2 separate regions of the Homo sapiens genome follow, and region 1 is linked to region 2. Evidence: read pairs that join two places in POLR2A ChIA-PET (ENCODE). Cell type or tissue: Panc1. All regions are shown on one strand. Region 1 overlaps PIK3CB (phosphatidylinositol-4,5-bisphosphate 3-kinase catalytic subunit beta). Region 2 has its middle 20 kb from the start of LINC01391.

Region 1 (2,500 bases), 190 kb after region 2:
AGTATGGCTGTCTTCTTACCAGTGAGAAATGTGTAAGTTTTTAAAAATATATATACAAAATATAGCTGCAGTATGTGGCCGGGCATGGTGGCTCGTGCCTGTAATCCCAGCACTTTGGGAGGCTGAGGCAGGCGGATCACAAGGTCAGGAGTTTGAGACTAGCCTGGACAACATGGTGAAACCCTGTCTCTACTAAAGATACAAAAAATTAGCCAGGCGTGGTGGTGCACGCCTGTAATCCTAGCTCCTCAGGAGGCTGAGACAGGAGAATTGCTTGAACCTGGGAGACAGAGGTTGCAGTGAGCCAAGATCGAGCCATTGCGCTCCAGCCTGGGGGACAGTGTGAGACTCTGTCTCAAAAAAAAAAAGATGAGATGTTCATTGGAAAATGCCTAATGGTAACCTTTAGTTAAATATTAATCTTACCTGTGGAAGCTGTGCACTATGAATACAGTAAGATGACTTTCAAATTATCAGAAATCTTTATCTTTCAGTAAACTTGTCTACATTCTAAATATGCATCCATATAAAATTTGTTAAGGATGTACCCATATAAATATTATGTACATTTGTACATATTATTACATAATGATTGTAATGTGATTTTTCAGCATAAATATAACATTTACTGCTTTTTTCCCCATCTCCCTCCCCCTTCAGGACGTGTTTAGCTTTCAAGTGTCTCCTAATATGAATCCTATCAAAGTAAATGAATTGGCAATCCAAAAACGTTTGACTATTCATGGGAAGGAAGATGAAGTTAGCCCCTATGATTATGTGTTGCAAGTCAGCGGGAGAGTAGAATATGTTTTTGGTGATCATCCACTAATTCAGTTCCAGGTATGTATATTAACTATTAATTTACCAGAAAAGTCTATGAGTATATATATATATATATATATTTTATTTCTGACTTTAAAAATGTGTTCCCACACTGGAACATTTGGAATATACAGAAAATTATACAGTATTAAATAGTAAATATTCATAATAGTACTTACCTCTGAGATAATCATTGTTACCCTTTTGGCATGTTTTTGTCACTTTTTGCAGTTATGTTTGTATTTTAGCATAATGATTGTACAGACAAATATGTGTATGTATATGTTTGTATTCTGCTTTGCTTTTTTTTTTTTTTTTTTTTTTTTTTTTGAGACAGAGTGTTGCTCTGTCGCCTAGGCTGGAGTGCAGTGGCATGCAGTCTTGGCTCACTGCAACCTTCATCTCCCAGGTTCAAGCAATTCTTGTGCCTCAGCCACCCGAGTAGTTGGGATTACAGGTGTGCGCCACCATGCCCAGCTTCTTTTTGTATTTTTAGTAGAGATGGGGTTTCACCATCTTGGCCAAGCTGGTCTCAAATTCCTGGCCTCAAGTGATCCGCCCAACTTGCTTGGCCTTTCCAAGTGCTGAGATTACAGCCATAAGCCACTGTGCCCGGCTCATTCGGCTGTTTTGATTGTTTTAGTTAGCCTTATAATTATTGTCTTATATCATTATGAATTTTTTTAACACTTATAGCTGCTTTCTATTTCATCATATAGTATAAACGTGAAATATTCTGGGGGAGGTAAAGTATTTAAAAATCGATTAAATGGTCATCCATTGAATTGTATAAAAACTTATTTGTGATTATCCATTAGCTAACTAAAGGAAAACTTTTCAATTCCAGTCTGAAATATTTATGCGTGGAATTTCCCTTGCCCCTTTTTTGTTACTTCCATGAATGGCAAGAATTTTGCAGGCATTAGGTTTGACCATTCTCAAAAGCCTTTATTAATCATTCGGGTATTTATTTATTTTCATTTAATTAAGAATTCTTTGAGAATATGCTTCTATACGGCACTGAATTGCCCCAGATTATTTTTGGAGTAAAGTGGAGTTTAAATATGCTATGTGCAGTGCAGCACCCCTCTCCCTATAAGGTATACTGTTTAAAGACTAGGTCCTTGGCTTTGCCTTCAAGTAACTTGAAGATGTTTTTGTTGAAATATCTTGGAGACTAAAAAATAGTCATTATGTAAGGAATATTATTATAAGTGCCCAGTTAGAGGTTAGTAGTTACAGAATTTTAGGAAAGTCTTGTTATTTTGTGATATTATTGTTGTTGTTGTTTAAACAAGAGGGGTATAGGCATGCCAATTATAAAGTAATATGTGTTTGAGAATATGGAGCTGCAATTTATTAGCAGATAACATGATGTTACACCTCTTCTCAGGTTTCTGGTGTGGCCCTCAATTTTTGTGGTTTAGTACATATAAGGTCCAGGAGCAGTTATAACTTATGTGCACAGCTTTGGGAGTTGTGGTATTCTGATAGTAAGCTGTTGAACTCTAGTCCATAAGAAGAAACAAGATGAAAAATGCTTGGTGGGCAACATAGAAGTACTGACTTTTCTTCATGTTCTGCCATCATTCAAGTAGATTTCTGTTTCTTTAATTTAACATTTCTTTTTACCTTAAGAGGTGTAAAGGAGAATGTATATTTTACCAGCATTATCCTC
Region 2 (2,500 bases):
CTTCTACAAATTGAAAACCTCTCTTGGAAATTCTTAATTCCAATCTCCAAGGGACAAACTACTTGAGGCTACTCATCCTGTCAAGACAAGTCACCTCAGAGGTTGCTGGCCTACCCAGTACCTGGAATGGTGGCCCTGGGGTCACAGGCCAGCCTTGGTCCAAGAAAGAGGACAGGGTCACTTGTCAGAAAACCTTACTGCTGAACACCTCCCGGGTTCAAGTGATTCTCCTGCCTCAGCCTCTGGAGTAGCTGGGACTACAGGCGTGTGCCACCACACCCAGCTAATTTTTGTATTTTTAGTACAGACGGGGTTTCACCATGTTGGCTAGAGTGGTCTCAAACTCCTGACCTCAGGTGATCCACCCGCCTCGGCCTCCCAAAGTGCTAGGATCACAGGCGTGAGCCACCGCACCCAGCCAGAGAGGAAGTGTATTTGTATATTTCACCCTGTCTTTCACAGGGGTTGTTTCAATGGCAAGCAAGTGAATTGAGCCAAAGAGACCCAATTGCAGAACTTTTGTAGGGACTGAAGGCAAAGAGAAGCTTCTTTCCACTAAGATTGATAGCTGTGGGGAAGAAATAAGCCCAAAACTTTAGAGAGCACCCAAGTGGAGAAAGCCTGCATGGGAGTAAAGCCAGCACAAAGGAAAGCAGAACAGACAGGAGTAAGACTGCGCTCTGACCACGCTGTTCAAGCTCCTGGATCCAGTTATACCTGAAGACTTGCCATGAGTTTTCAGTGACAAACCAATACACTTTCTTTCTTTCTTTTTATTTATTTATTTATTTATTGGAATTGTAAACAACTTAAGCTGAGTTTCCGTCATCTGCAATTGGAAGACTCCTAATACACTGGGCCTGTGTTACGGAGAAAAAAGCCACAGGCTGAGGCAGAAGAGTCCTCCTCAAGAAGGATCCCAAGAGTCCCAGGACCACAGGCAGCACTGCCTCCATGCCCAGGTCACAAGGTGCAACTCAGATCAGGGGAGGAGTGCTGGGGTGACAGCCTGGCTGCGAGGGACCACACAACTGTGTGGACCCTCTGGATCCTCGAGGACTGCAGCTTTGAGTGGCTGTCAGATGCACCCTGGGCAAGAACGTAACTCACAGCCATCACAGGCGTATAAAGCAATGGCAGAGTCACCACCCTCCACAAGGGGGCAGTGTGGTCCAAAGTGGAAGTAGGTGAGAGAAAAGCTTGTTACTCAAGAAACATCCCCTGTGGACTCCTGGAAGCACCCAGAGGAAGGGCAGTTTTGCAGTGAGCTGAGATCTTGCATTCTGTAGATGGAAACTGAAGCTGCTGATGCCTGGGTTAGGGCTGGGGGCCCCTAGCACCCACAGACAAGAGAAGCTCAATAGTTCCTAGTTTCAATAATTTTTCCTGAAGATGCCCTGGGAAGATGGCAGGTGCTCAGAGGAGATGATCATAGGCTGTACCTGTGACCCAGGCACACCAGCATGGCATGAAATTGAAGAGACGCCAGGCCCCAAGGACATGCAGCCCTGGGAGCAAATAACGTGGTAATAATATCCGAAGACTGACGTCCCAAGACCCCTGACAATAGGCAGGATGGGGGCTTAGAGTCAGAAATTGGATCATTTAAAGAAGGCCACGTAGCTGGGCTTGGTGGCACACATCTGTAGTCCCAGCTATTTGGGAGGCTGAGGCAGAAGGATTACTTGAGCCCAGGAGGTCGAGGCTACAGTGAGCTACGATTGTGCCACCCTACTCCAGCCTGGGCAACAGAGCAAGAGCCTGTCTCTAAAAAATAAATAAATGAAAAAGGGGACCACAACTAATGCTGTTTGTTTCACACTTGAGTTTGTAAAGCAATAGTAAATTCTCTATATCAGGGGTAAATAATAAATTTTCTATATCAGGGGTCCCCAATCCCCGGGCCACCAACTGGTACGAGTCCATGGCCTGTTAGGAACCGGGCCGCACAGCAGGAGGTAAGTGTGGCAGGTTAGCCAGTGAAGTTTCATCTGTATTTACAGCTGCTCCGAATTACCACCTGAGCTCAACCTCCTGTCAGATCAGTGGCAGCATTAGATTCTCATAGGAGTGCGAACCCTATTGTGAACTGTGCATGTGAGGGATCTAAGTTGCCCACTCCTTATGAGAATCAATGCCTGATGATCTGTCACTGTATCCCATCACCACTAGATGGGACCGTCTAGTTACAGCAAAACAACCTCAGGGCTCCCACTGATTCTACATCACGGTGAGTCGTATAATTATTTCATTATATATTGCAATGTAATAATAATAGGAATAAAGTGCACAATAAATGTAATGCACTTGAATCATCCCAAAACCACCCCCCACCCCCATGAAAAATTGTCTTCCGTGAAACTGGTCCCTGGTGTCAAAAAGGTTGGGGACCACTGCTCTATATGTGGTCTCTGCCCTCTCCAGGGCAAGCTGTCAGGAAAGGGCCTGGTGTGTCTGAGGGGACTTGGGAAGGGAATCCCAGTAGCAGAGACATGCAGGA

The links. ChIA-PET counts read pairs that join two places held together with the same protein. Peaks named below come from ENCODE experiments on the same cell type or tissue, not always from the same donor. Only the 100,000 strongest peaks of a DNase experiment are listed, where the experiment ranks them.
Region 1: POLR2A ChIA-PET joins it to region 2 with 12 read pairs; 7 of 35 experiments call an interaction of 5 or more read pairs at or near these places.

What each region holds. Positions count from the first base shown.
Region 1 is chr3:138,736,047-138,738,546 of GRCh38, reverse strand. PIK3CB (phosphatidylinositol-4,5-bisphosphate 3-kinase catalytic subunit beta) reads left to right here. Exons shown (of 24, transcript NM_006219.3): 6 at 661-840. Among named protein-coding and RNA genes, the nearest start is that of PIK3CB, 98 kb to the left of the region's middle. In Panc1, no CTCF peak of the experiment used is centred here; no DNase peak of the experiment used is centred here.
Region 2 is chr3:138,922,286-138,924,785 of GRCh38, reverse strand. No RefSeq gene overlaps it. Among named protein-coding and RNA genes, the nearest start is that of LINC01391, 20 kb to the left of the region's middle. RefSeq lists an enhancer at 1,232-1,281. In Panc1, CTCF peaks have their summits at 1,160 (motif pointing right) and 2,208 (motif pointing right); a DNase peak (open chromatin) is centred at 1,165; H3K4me3 peaks cover 224 bases; H3K27ac peaks cover 1,394 bases.